Linked DNA regions of Mus musculus: region 2 is linked to region 1. Evidence: chromatin contacts called from ENCODE POLR2A ChIA-PET data. All regions are on one chromosome and are shown on one strand. Each heading gives the region's core, a stretch centred on a gene start or an enhancer-like site at or near the end of the contact. The rest is flanking DNA. Distances are from core to core; before and after follow the strand shown.

Region 1 (7,127 bases), core at 2,060-4,559:
TTTTATCTCTCTCGGGGCTCCGTGGGGTGGTTCCATCAAGGCCATGCGGATCCTGGCCTCAGGTGAGGAGCCTCTTGGGCGTGGTCATCCAGTGTGGGGTAAGGAGGAGTGAAGCAGATCACAGAGCTAGCTAGCCGTCACTCCAGCTCTGCTCAGTGTTGCCCCGGGGATATTGTCTGTCTGTCTGTCTGTCTGTCTGTCTGTCTGTCTGTCTGTCAGGGCACACCTGTTGTCCTTTAGCCCCTTGAAAGCAGCAACCATTTGGACATCTCCTTCCAGAGTCCTTGAGTGCTGATAGAGGAAGCCAATCCCAGTCGTCTGTCAACCCCAGATTTGCTCCTGGTAGCCCCCAAGTCCTGTACACTATGGCTTTTAGCTACATTTTACCTCCCAGAGCCCCTGTGCCCAGGAATCTGTTTCATTGAGGACATGATCTGCCACGGCAGGGCCAAACCTAGGGATCCTTCTTGCTCCTGTTTGTGCAGTAGCCCCAGGGACCCAGTACTAATACAGCTACTGCTCACTAAACACCACCGTATACTGGGCGTAGCCAGACTTAGCCTTCACTGTGAAGTTTACAGTCTAGTGAGTGATCCACCAGACTGTACGACTGGATGTAAAGCAGATACCATTGCCGGGCAGTGGTAGCACACGCCTTTAATCCCAGCACTTGGGAGGCAGAGGCAGGCAGATTTCTGAGTTTGAGGCCAGCCTGGTCTACAGAGTAAGTTCCAGAACAGCCAGGACTACACAGAGAAACCCTGTCTCAAAAAAAACAAAAACAAAACCCAAAGAAACCAAAACAGATACTGTCTAAATCTCCTGAAATGCAGTCCTGTGACCACTGTGTAGCATAGGCAGAGGACCTAAGGAAGAATAGCCAACACACACACACAAACACATATCCCTTATTCTCTTTAACTGTCATACACTCTGTTTGAGGCCCCATCTTCCCTGTCGTCTTCCCTGTTTGAGCTCTGTCTTACCAGCATAGCCTCTTTTATTTATTTATTTTAATTTTTATTTTTTTAAGATTTATTTATTATTGTATCTAAGTACACTGTAGCTGTCTTCAGACACACCAGAAGAGGGCATCAGATCTCATTACAGATGGTTGTGAGCCACCATGTGGTTGCTGGAATTTGAACTCAGGACCTTTGGAAGAGCAGTCAGTGCTCTTAACCACTGAGCCATCTCTCCAGCCCTTATTTTTATTTTTTTTAGGATTTATTTATTATTTATATGTAAGTACACTGTAGCTGTCTTCAGACACACCAGTAGAGGGTATCAGATCCCATTACAGATGGTTGTAAGCCACCATGTGGTTGTTGGATTTGAACTCAGGACCTTCATAAGAACAGTAGTGCTCTTAACCGCTGAGCCATCTCTCCAGCCCCCGCAAATAAGCATACGGAGCACTTAACCGAACACCAGGCCTGCTCTTGTCTGTGTTTTGGAATCAAGATCAGGTTGTGGCAGAAACAAGGTGGAGTGCTTTTGCCGAGGTAAACTGTGGACCAGGCCCAGCTCCCTGTCCCACCTTGTTCTCCCCTGTCCTAGGTGACAACCAGGGCATCCCCATCCTGTCCAACATAAAGCTGAAAGAGGAGCAGCGCATAACCACGACTTCCCCCTGGATGCTCCCAGCCCCTCACGTGTGGCCTGAAGACCATGTGTTCATTTCCACACCAAACTTCAACTACACCGTCCAAGACTTTGAGCGTTTTTTCACAGATCTGCATTTTGAAGAAGGCTGGCACATGTTTCTTCAGTCTCGTGACCTACTGGAGCGCCTCCCCGCACCTGGTGTAGAAGTATATTGTCTCTACGGTGTGGGCAGACCCACACCCCACACCTACATCTATGACCACAACTTCCCCTACAAAGACCCCGTGGCTGCACTCTATGAAGATGGGGACGACACCGTAGCCACCCGCAGCACTGAGCTCTGTGGCCAGTGGCAGGGCCGCCAGTCGCAGCCCGTACATTTGCTGCCCATGAACGAGACAGATCACCTCAACATGGTCTTCAGCAATAAGACACTGGAGCATATCAATGCCATCCTACTGGGTGCCTACCGCACTCCTAAGTCGCCAGCTGCCAGCCCAAGTCCCCCACCCCCTGAATAAAGACCTAGCTGTTATAAATAAGTGCAGGGTGTTTGTTATGGGTTAAGGGGAAGGCACTACTAGGTTCCTTAGATAACCTGCATCACCTGGCTGATGCATGCTTGATCTGGGCTTAGGGGAACACGGGGTTCAGTGGGCTTTGCTAAGGCCCCAGACTGGACTGACTTTGAGATATGTAAATAGATTTTCATTGTCCTAGTTGAGCTGCTCAGGAAGCTTGCTCTGTGGCTTCCTTCTTAGGGGCCCAGGACAATATTCAGATCTGGGTATATGGCTGTTAGAATGGGGACACAGAGAAATAGGATTTGAAGTCGACTTTTGAGTTCTGGTTGGATACAGAAATTTATAATAAAGCATGGTGGTGCACGCCTTCAACTCAACACTTGGGAGGCAGAGGCAGGCAGATCTCTGTAGGCCACTCTGATACACACAGTTCCAGGACAGCCAAGACCACAGAGATTCTGTCCCCAAAACACAAACAAATAAATAGAATTTAAGATATTGGGGCTGGGGATTGTTAATGTAAGAACTTGGATTCCATGACAGCCGGAGCTATACAGAGAAAACCTGTCTCGAAAAAACAAACAAATAAATGGGGCTAGAGAGATGGCTCAGCGTCTGTTGAAAGAAGCTGTTTTTCCAGAGGACCCTGGTTCAATACCCAGCACCCACATGGCTGCTCACAAGTGTCTGTAACTCCAGTTTTAGGGGAGCTGACACCTCACACAGACATGCAGGCAAAACACCAACGCACATAAAATAAGCCATAAAAAAATTAAAAAATTAGGGCCACGTGGTGGTACACATGCCTTTAATCTTCTCATCCAGGCCAACCTTGTCTACAGAGCTTATTCCAGGGCAGACAGGGCTACACTCAACTACACTGAAAAACAGTTTTTCAAGCGCCCCCCCCCCCCAAAAAAAAAGTTTAGGATCTGAAGAAAAGACAGTTCATCTAAAGAAGATTTAATGTGAGACATTAGAGAGAGAGAGAGAGCAAGCACTCAGAAGTTAAGAGCATTTTTTTGCACTTGGAGAGGACCTGAGTTTGGTTCCCAACGCCCACGTGGTGGCACGCCCACATGGTGGCTCATGATCATCTGTAACTTCAGTTCCAGGGAATCTGATGCCCTCTTCTGACCTTGGTGGGCATGTGGCATGCACATACCACATTCACTCACACACATAACTAAGCCTGCAAGGGCTTCATTTCTACTTACTTTTAAGGGGTTATGTGTGTGAGTGTTTTACCTGAATACATGTATGTGCCTGCAGTGCTCAGGGGGTGTCAGCAGAGATGGGAATGGAGGATCTAAGGCGCACCATAGGTCTGGCAAGGAGTGTAATAGCCCCTTCCTCAAGTTATCTGGGACTAGCAGCAAAGACGAAAGTGAAAGAGAAGATGCACACAGCAGCCAACAGCCTCTGAACTAGGGTGGGGGTGAAAGCGAAAGTAGGAAGCGTCCGGAAAAACCCCACAGAAGCCAGGACAGACGCCTCTGCTCCCCCTGGCTGATCCACTCATCGAGACCCCCGCATTCTCACTTGGCCTTCCTGCGAGATGCTGAAGCAGGCAGTGGAACCCACAGGAGGCTTCTCTTTCGAGAACTGCCAGAGGTGAAAGGGGAGTGGAGTTCTAGTCACGAACTGCTGGTGCCTTGTTTTATTGGTGGAGTGGGGGAACCCTATGTTGGGTGACCAAGTAGGGGCTTAAGCCAGGAGATGAGTAGAAATGGGTTTGGGGACCGGTTCAGGGACCCTCCCTTGATGCAGAACTGAAACGCGAGTCACCCCAATGTTTCCAGGAATGCGTCCTTGGAACACGTCCTTCCGGGACTTCGGGTTCCTCATGCACGCAAGACCGGGACTACCATCGCGGGGCTTGTGTTCCGAGTAAGCGGGGTGATAAGGGCTGGAGGGCTAGAAGGGCAGCCACTGCGGAGATCAGGTGGGCATTAAGGCTGGGCTCTGCCTCTGCAGGATGGAGTCATCCTGGGAGCGGACACGCGGGCCACTAACGATTCGGTTGTGGCGGACAAAAGCTGCGAGAAGATCCACTTCATCGCCCCTAAAATCTAGTCAGTATGCCCCGGACCAGTCCCCATATTCAAACATAAGCTGCACTGTCGCTCACTCCCTACTTTGTCCCTGCACGTCCCTGTCCACATCCACCATCCCTTTGTCCCTTAGCTGCTGTGGGGCTGGAGTAGCTGCGGACACTGAGATGACTACGCGGATGGCAGCTTCCAAGATGGAACTACATGCGCTGTCCACCGGCCGTGAGCCTCGGGTGGCCACGGTCACCCGTATCCTGCGCCAGACGCTTTTCCGGTGAGCAAGTGGGGCTAAGATGACCCCTAAACGGGGTATCTGCAGGTGGGTGGAGTTGACAGGAGGCGGGACGTGGAGTGGGGGGGAGCGGGGCTGCGACCTGCAGGGAGACCGGAAGAAGACAGACCAAGCTGAGTTCCGGAAGAGGCAGCGTCAATTGCAGGACGCCAGGCCAAAGGAAGGGGTGGGACTCAGACCAAAAGGCAGTGTAATGGGCGGGGCCTGTCTGCTAACATTAACCCTGCCTGCTCCTCCACAGGTACCAAGGCCACGTGGGGGCATCACTGGTCGTGGGCGGGGTTGATTTGAACGGACCTCAGCTCTACGAGGTGCACCCACATGGTTCCTACAGCCGTCTGCCCTTTACTGCCCTTGGTGAGCTCTTCCACCCTTTAAATCACACGAATCCTGCTCCTGCAACCCCACCTTCAAGGTTTGTACCTCCGCAGCTAACAACTGACTTCGGATGCCCCTTCCCACCTGCAGGCTCTGGTCAGGGTGCAGCCGTGGCACTGTTGGAAGACCGGTTCCAGCCAAACATGACGGTGAGCGACTTCTTCATGCTCACTGGCGGGGAGTGCTGAAAAACCCTAGCCAAGTATAGAAATAAGAAAGGCTTGTAGGTGTGAAGGGGACAACTGAGTAGGGACTGAGTAAAGTTGAAGATGGGAGGGCCAGTCAGGAACCAAGCTTAGACCACAGAGAGAAGCAGAAGCTCACAACGGATCATTACTGAAGGAAGAGGTAAATGATGTTTGAGATTGGACTTGGGAGTGGGATAGAAGTAAGTGACTATGTGCTTCAGAGATAACTAAGGCCCAGAGAGAAACACGTGACAGACTGGGTGGGAAGACAACTTGGGGGGGGGTACATGTAAGCAACACTGAGAAGTTTGTACAGAGGACAGTGAGTGGAGGGCACACAGTTTTGGAGGAGAGGGGGTCAGAAGCCAAGGGACTGGAATTTTCAATGGATGGAGAGAAAGGAGGTTGAGCTTACATAAAGAGCAAATTGTCTAGACTTCAAGATTAACAAGTCCCCTGGTTAGAGTGTGGTAACACTAGGTCCATTTAACCTCATTTCCACTACCCAGCTGGAGGCTGCGCAAGAGCTGTTGGTGGAAGCCATCACAGCAGGGATCCTGAGTGACCTGGGCTCTGGGGGCAATGTGGATGCCTGTGTGATCACTGCAGGGGGTGCCAAGCTGCAGAGAGCATTGAGCACCCCCACCGAGCCTGTGCAGAGGTAAGAGCACAGGAAGGGAGGGCTCTGTGTGTGTTCACACGTGTGCATGGACAGGCTGCATTCTAAAAGGCTGGCCCTCCTCCCTTCTAGAGCTGGCCGTTACCGATTTGCTCCTGGAACCACACCTGTCCTGACCCGGGAAGTGAGACCCCTGACCCTGGAACTTCTTGAGGAAACTGTGCAGGCCATGGAGGTGGAATGAAGTGGCCTGAGATGTAGAGTTTGGAATGAGGGTGAATAAATCCGGGAAACACAAACACTTAAACAGAAGGCTGTGTCTTTCTTGAGAGGAGTGAGCCAAGCATCTGTAGGAGTTTTGTGGCTGAGGTATTCACCTAAGGACGACAGACCCAGTTCTTGGCCTGAGGTCCTCCTCCTCCTCACCTCAGGGATCTATCCGTGCAGAAGCCCAGGACTATAAGCTTTGGGGTAGAAAGCTATATCCTGTCATCCCCAAACCATAGTTCCATATGGTAGAAACTTACCCCACCAGTACCCTGTCTTGGAAGACCCCGATGGACAATCCCCACTGTTAGCCTTTCCCTTTCTTATCAGTAACCACCTTTTTCCACCAGCTACCCTGGGACCTTAGGAGGCTAAAATGCTGATAGAGCAACCACTTCCTGACAAGTTCCCACTAAGCACCTCTCACCACCTACAGTTCCTCTACTTAGGACAGCCCTCAGAGGACCGAACATGTGTGAGCTTGTGAGAAGCTGGGCTTTGTCTACACACGTGGGACTGTGAGGAAGGAGATAGCCTCTGTCCTCTGGGCTGAAAGGGGTGGTGGACTTGCGGGGCAAGATGACACAGCTAATGTTTCATAGCGAGGTCTCTTCACTGAGTGCCAGGCCCTCTGGGTAGAAACACCCTGCCCTGCGAGTAGCTGAGCTCCACTGGGGCTTCAGAATGGATAAGGCACGTTCTCTAGAGAGGTTCTCCTCCAGGCTGGACACCCTTGGCCCCTGATTGTTCCCCCAAGACTTTATTATGAAAAATAGTATATACGATAGTAAAGCGAAAGGGCTAGTTTAGTAAACATCCCTATGTCCACCAGCCTTTATAATTCATATTTCCTCATATCTGATCTGTGTTCTTTATTTACCCGTTCACCTGCTTCACATTTTAGACTGAGGTATTATTATTATTATTTTTTTTTTTTTTTGGTTTTTTCTAGACAGGGTTTCTCTGTATAGCCCTGGCTGTCCTGGAACTCACTTTGTAGACCAGGTTGGCCTCGAACTCAGAAATCTGCCTGCCTCTGCCTCCTGGCACTCAGTGAAGAAGAGTGCTGGGATTAAAGGCGTGCACCACCACACCGGGCTTAGAATGAGGTATTCTTGAGCCTGTCAAAGCCTTTGATGCCCTAGAAAAATTCAAGCCAACTCACCATTGTAACTCTGCATATAGAAGCACCCTCTC
Region 2 (6,788 bases), core at 2,631-5,130, 120 kb before region 1:
TGGGGCTGGAAGGATGGATAGCTCAGCAATTATGAGGACCCACAATGGGTAGCTCTCAACTGTCTCTCACTGCAGTGAGGTAGGAGGTTGAGACAGGAGGACTGTTACAGCTAGCCAGCCACCAGCATAGCTTCAGGGTCAGTGAAAGATCTTGTCTTCAAGGGAATATGGCAGAGAATGATAAAGCAGAACACTGCACTTCCTCCTCAGACCTGTGTGTGTGTGTGCGCGCGCGCACACACACGCGCACACACACACACACACACACACACACACACACACACAAAGTGAGTGAGTTCTAACCTATGTTTTGTGGAACACTGTCTTAAGTAAACAAATTGAAATTGAAAGCTAGGCATATGTAAGCCATGCCTATAATGGCAGCATTTGAGAAGTAAAAGGATCACATTCGATGGTTCCAACTAAAATCCAAGGTCACCCTCTAGTACACAGTGAGAAGAGAACAGCTAGGAATACATAATATATGAAGACCTTGTCTGAATAAATCAATCAATAAATAGGATAAGGAGAGAGTTCAGTAGATAAAGTGTTAGGACCTAAGTTTGATTCCCAGAGGCTATATAAAAATGCTGGATGTGGCAGTACAGGTTTGTAATGGCAGCACCGGGGAGGCAGAGACAGGAAGATCCCCAGGGCTCACTAGACAACTACATCTGGCCTAAATAGAAAGCTCCGGGCCAATGAAGACACTGCCTTAAAAATGAAGAGACTGGCAGCTTTACCCAGGATGACACCCGAAGATGAGCTGTAACTTACACACTATGTGTTCACACACACAGAAAACTGAATTGCCAGATCATGATTATCTTAACAGCAAACTAAAGAGAGAGATGTAAACAGAACACCAGAGTATTGGAAGCTGCTCTTTATAATAATGGAATGCACTATACATAGGTGAGTTTCATTGTTTATTGTGTTTGGTTTTTTGAGCATGGTCTCACCACATAGTTCTGGAATGTCCTACATAAATCATATTGGCCTCAAACTTGTGGTCTGCCTGCCTCTACTTCCTCTGAAGTATAGATTAGAAACACACAAACACTGGTTATAGTAAATACTTTGTCTGGCACTATATTAATGCTTCTAAAGTTTCTATTTACTGGGGTATATGGTCATTTTGAAGTTAGATACTAAGGAAAAACAAAATAGTTTGTTTTAAAAAAATATATTGACAGGCTATTCTGGAACTCTCTATGTAGACCACCAGTCTGGCACAGAACTCACAGAGATCTCCACCTACCTCTGCTTCCCAAGTACTGGGATTCAAGGTATGTGACACCATTTTTAATTTCCACAAAGAAGTTTTCAAAAATATTTTCAATGCATGGAAACCTCAATGTGCTCTAAGTACTCTCAAACCTTCAGAGAAACATAGAACTAATATAGGCCAAAATTTCCAAAATCTGCTATTTTGTGGAACTGACCAATCAGCCAAAGAACCAAAACAATGCTAACTACCATGAAAAACGAGTCGTGGTTCAAAACGTAAGTGGTATTTACTCATAAAACCACAACTGTGTTGAATAAAATAGCCGAGTACGGTGTTTTACATCAGTAACCCCAGTAGTCTCAAAGGCTGAAGCAGGAGGCGTATCTCCATTCTGAGGCCAGCCTGGGATACATGGACAGTTCTAAGCTGGCCTGTGATACATACTGAAACATTGTCTCAGTAAAATACAAAAGCATAAAGTTTTACTTTTTCATATGATTTCCACCATAATGGAAAACAAATATCCTTAAGAAAATGACCACTGATTATGGTGGCACATGGCCACCAATACCAGCACTTGGAAGATGAGGCGGCAGACCTGACAGAACTAGACTCTAAAAAAGAAATGATAGAAAAAACAAAAGGTGGGGTTGGGGGGGGGGCGAGAAAACCGCCCAGAACGTTTTAAAGTCGGCTTCTGGCAAAACTGTTCATGCTTATCTTTGGGAATTTCAACTACAAATCCAATTGCAAACTTGTTTTCTACAAATTCACTCAAACAAGTTGTTTTATTTTTTCAATTTCCATAACCTAAGTGCAACTCAATGCCATCAGCTCCATAAACCCCATTTTTCTATTTTATATATAAAATTTATGACAATTTAGTTTGCCGAGTAATAGCTGTTTGAGCTGTGTCTCATCTGTTTCCCAATTTTCATCAGGAGCAGGAGCCTGCATCAGTATACACTACCCAGTGAGTATCCACTAGTATCTTCGACATTAAGGCTGATTAAAATAATGCTAATGGGACTGGAAATGAATACAGTCAACTGGGTTTTTTGTTTTGTTTTGTTTTTTGTTTGTTTGGTTTTGGTTTTTTGAGACAGGGTTTCTCTGTGTAGCCCTGGCTGTCCTGGAACTCACTCTGAAATCCGCCTGCCTCGGCCTCCCGAGTGCTGGGATTAAAGGCGTGCGTCACCACGCCCCGGCTCTACAGTCAACTCTTAACTTTATATTTATTACGTTGAAAACAGTATACGAAGGCTGAAAAGGAACTAAAAGGTATTGTACCACCTAGAGATTCAATGCAACGCTGAGAAAACAATGTATTAGCCCTCACAATACTATGAAAAAATTTAAATAATTCACTTAATACTGGAAAGAATAAACATGAATACTCTTATCCATCTTCTTTTTCTAAGTTCTCTTGCATATGTAATAGGGAAGCTGAACTTAACGAACCACACTATTCCAAACCAGGTCACAGGAGAGAGTTAAGTCCCCAGTCATCATCCTGTTTCTATTTACTGACTGGTTTGACCCGCAAGCATTATGGTGTCCAGCTTTCCCAACTTATCTTTTAAAACATCTTCTGAGAAGAGCTTTTTTTTTTAAAATTATTAAAAAATGCCTTCTAGAACATTCTAGGAGAACTGTAATTTTAAAAGGCAACGTATCTTGTTTTTTTGTTTTTGTTTTTTAATCTCCAGAAACACTTTGCCCAAGCAAAACAACCCAGTTTTCAGAAAGGTCCGTTATAGTATACTTGAAACTAAGCGTGGATGGAATATAAATTTACACAAGTGGACACTAACTCGAACTCGCTCTTCTAGCAAAGTAGATTTTTTTTTAAAGTGGAATTTGAAAACACGCATCTTTCAAATAAAGAATTTTACAACTAGCCTAAAGACAGCGAAGTGCGCTTACACTTCTCGGAGACATTTCCTCTGCACCACGCTGGCACAGCTACGACAACCAGAAACCTCTTGGGGCTTTGGCCCCAACAACCTCTGCCTCCAAAGCCCGGGCGTCCGCCGGCCACTGGCCTCTCGGAGTCGAGTTCCCTACTAGTTCGCTCGCAGCCAAGACACTTCCACGTCGCCCCGAACCACACGCCTCCTTCTCCTCCTCAAATTAAATCGGGCTTTCCTCGCCACCCGCACGCACCAGGGGGACCGAGGGGAAGGCGAGCTGGCGGGAGCGCGGCGAGGGCACGCTCCACAGTCCCGGCCGGCCCGGCACCCACCTGCAGGCCGCGAGACCTGGGACACCGGCGCTGGTGCCCCGTCCTCGCCGAAGACGAGTTTGAAGTCGAGCTCGTCGTGGGCGCCACAGTTTGCAGTAGTCATCGGCGTGGCCCGGGGTGCAGCGCCTCCTCCTCAGGCGGCCGCGGCGGCTCCTCAGCGCCGCTTCATGCTGGGCCGCGCCGGCCAGGAGGTCGCGGCTCCACTGCAAACTTTCCGGGCGGGGCCCGCGAGGCCGAGCGTTCCGTTCCGACCTAGAAAGCTGGCCGAGCGCCCCGCCGCACCGGGAGCCGTCACCGCCGCCGGTCGAGGGTGCAGAAAAGCCACGGTCGCCTCAACCAAGGCTCCCCGCCCCCCACCCCCACAGTCGCCGCCACTGCCGCCACCGCCGCCGGCGCGCTCCCGCGCCCTGCAGCGCGCCCAGCCCCGCCCCTCGCCGCGCTCCCGCCCGACGGGGCAGCCCATAGGCCGCTGGCCCCGCTGACAGCCACGGGCCCCGCCTCCTCACCGACCTATCGCGTGAGTCCTCTGCGAGGAGGAAGTCACGTGAGCAAGAAGCGCCAGAGCCCTGCTCCCTCTCGGAAGTTGTAGTTAAAACTCTCTTTCTTCCGCAGTTTCTAAACCAAGACCAGGGTAGGGCCAATAGCGCTGTCTAATTAGATTGGGAACCCACGTAGGCCAATTGGAGACTATCTTTTTCCCCCTCATCGGGCGGAGCTCATGTCGAGGAAGTGGGTAGCAGAGCGCCAGGGTTATAGGTGTCCGGATATTTGGCCCCACAGAGGTACTTTTCACTTATAGCTGAGTTTAGAGTGGATACGTTCGTTAGACCACCTCAAAAGTTACCACTCATCCCCCGCATCCCTCCATACCAACTTCGATGGCGTAACTTGGAGAGGGCCAGGGATTGGTTCGAACTTTTGGGTAGGTTAGGGTGGAGCCGAAGAAAACCTTGCGAGACAAGTCTGGAGTCGATTCAGAGCCACCCTTCTGGGGTGGGGCCCCGTCTCAGTGGCTGTGCCTTTGTCCCCTCAAGCCGGCCCGGAGAGGATGCCATGCATTCTAGCTAGGCCTCACCTAAATCAGAGGGACCAGGTCTGGTCCTTGACGGAAGTTGAGCAGACACAGAGAAAAGTACCCTTCTTGGCCTCTGCATCTTAGTACATAACCGTGAGACTAAGGCATTGTGACACCCGAGCAAGGAAAGCCCACATATAGGAAGTGACGCTGTCAAAAAGAACCGGCTTTCAATCTTGGTTTCACCTCAAAGAGTCTGCCTTCCCCGGTGAGACATGAGATGGCCCAAGACACCATCCCTTGGAGTCTGGGGACTCAGTCTTGTTTACTTAGCGCATGATTAAGAGAAGGAGTTGGGAGAAGCCAGTGACCACCTCCTCCACGACAGCAAGTCTGATACTACTCACAAAAGCCCCTGGGAGAATGGAGCAAGCACAAGCTCCTTGCAAAGATCTCTGCATCTCAGTGATTCCTGGGCTACTAAGTGAGCCTCAGGGGGACCCCGGCTAAGCCTAGGGTCAGAAGAGCAAGGAATGTTCTGAGCTCGTGAGCCATTCATCTTGGACTGGTTTATTCCTGCTCAGGGCTTTACCAGTACTTATGAGGGACACAGAGATACAGAGATAGTCTCCCATCAGGGTTGAGAGAGAGAGGAATAGCAAATATATAATTACTGTGCAAAGAGATTAGAGCTGTGATAGGAGCTCTGAGGACATTGAACACCCACCCACACGCTACAGGAGTAGTAGAAACTGGAGATCCAAGCAAAAGACGAGCAAAGCTTGTTCCATGGAAGGACCAATGATCAGAAACCAAAGGTGATGCTGTATGAGTGGGCATGGTCACTGGGTGATGCTAAGCTGGAGACTATAATAGTCACTTCTCTATAGAACACTTGGCTAAGGGCATTCAGATCAGCAGGAAGAGGAGGCAGTCAGACTTAATGGCACATGGCTGGAGTGCCAGCACTCACATGGCAGAGGCCAAGATCAGGAGCTCATCATCTCCTCCTCCTCCTCCTTCTTCTTCTTCTTTTTTTTTCCTGAAACAGAGTTTCTCTGTGTAGTCCAGGCTGTCCTGGAACTCATTCTGTAGACCAGGCTGGCCTCGAACTCAGAAATCCACCTGCCTCTGCCTCCCGAGTGCTGGGATTAAAGGCGTGTGCCACCATGCTCGGGCCCCCATCATCATCTTACATAGTGAGTGTGAGGACAGCTTAGGGACAGGAGATCCTTCCTTAAAACAAAAAGTGAAGGACTTAACCTATTAAGTGGGTAAAAAAAAAAAAAAAAAAACTTCACAACAAGCTATCCTGTCTTCAGATGGGCTAACTTAGAAAGCTTGAATTGGAAACTAGGAGACCAAAGGCTACATCCCACCTGCAGCCGAGACAGACTATAGGCTTACCAACTAGTTCCCACGGTCCCGTTTTCCTATAAGGTCCCCAACATTTAGCCAGCTTACTTCCCCGTTCCCATAAAACTTAAAGCAACTTCAGCTCCAGTCTGTAGATGCATGCTTGTAATTTAGATTGAGATCGAGGACCCAGTCTCCCACCCCTCCCCAGGTATGACTTCACCTGAAACAGGTGAATTGCGCTAAAGTAGAGGCCGCAGAGCTGGCGAGATAGCAGAGCTGGAGAGCCCGAGCATTTGCTGTTCTTCCAGAGGATCTGGATCTGGTTCCCAGCACTGACATGGTGACTCACAACCATCTGTAACTCCCAGGGTGTCTGGTGCTGCCTTCTGGCTTTACAGGCACAAGGCACACATATAGTACACATATATACAAGTAGACAAAACATTCATGTGCATAAAGTCAGATAAATCTTTTAAAAAAATAAAAATATAAATCTGACCAGGGATGCAGAATGTAGACCATGGTCTGTCAATTCCTAAACTTCATAAGGGACCACAGAAAAATCCACCATTTATTAAATGTTCAGCATCTTTTTTCCCCCAGACATTGAGTGCTGGAGACTATCTAGAAAAGGGCCAGGCTGCAGGAAAGGCTTCTGGTTTAGGTGTTAAAGGCTCAGCAGAGGAAAGAACCAGTTGTAGGAAATGAGTTACTATTTTGGTAAGAAAGGCAGCATGGACTGTGTTGGGCAAGAGGAAGGGAAGGGGAGAGGGAAGGAGGAAGAAAGAGAGACAAGGAAGAACTCAGCAACTAGATGCCTATAGGCCATGAAGGTCCCCCCACCACACACACACACCTACACCTACACACACACACCTCCCCCAACATGCATACTCCTTTCACCGTTTCCCCAGCTAGGGCCGAGGTTTCTTTCCCCT

Evidence for each region. ChIA-PET counts read pairs that join two places held with the same protein, here RNA polymerase II (POLR2A).
Region 2: POLR2A ChIA-PET joins it to region 1 with 11 read pairs in Patski. The contact joins the promoter of Nfatc3 here to the promoter of Psmb10 in region 1. POLR2A ChIA-PET finds 5 or more read pairs at or near these places in 3 of 5 experiments (Patski and embryonic stem cell).

The regions. Positions count from the first base shown.
Region 1 is chr8:105,934,574-105,941,700 of GRCm38, reverse strand. It overlaps Psmb10 (proteasome (prosome, macropain) subunit, beta type 10), which reads left to right and starts at 3,309. Exons shown (of 8, transcript NM_013640.3): 1 at 3,309-3,746; 2 at 3,935-4,022; 3 at 4,110-4,207; 4 at 4,320-4,460; 5 at 4,720-4,835; 6 at 4,947-5,005; 7 at 5,554-5,705; 8 at 5,796-5,973. The coding sequence starts at 3,691. The coding sequence ends at 5,907. Lcat (lecithin cholesterol acyltransferase) reads left to right here. Exons shown (of 6, transcript NM_008490.2): 5 at 1-62; 6 at 1,561-2,150. The coding sequence ends at 2,129.
Region 2 is chr8:106,056,682-106,063,469 of GRCm38, reverse strand. Nfatc3 (nuclear factor of activated T cells, cytoplasmic, calcineurin dependent 3) reads right to left here and starts at 3,880. Exons shown (of 10, transcript NM_010901.3): 1 at 3,477-3,880. The coding sequence starts at 3,579.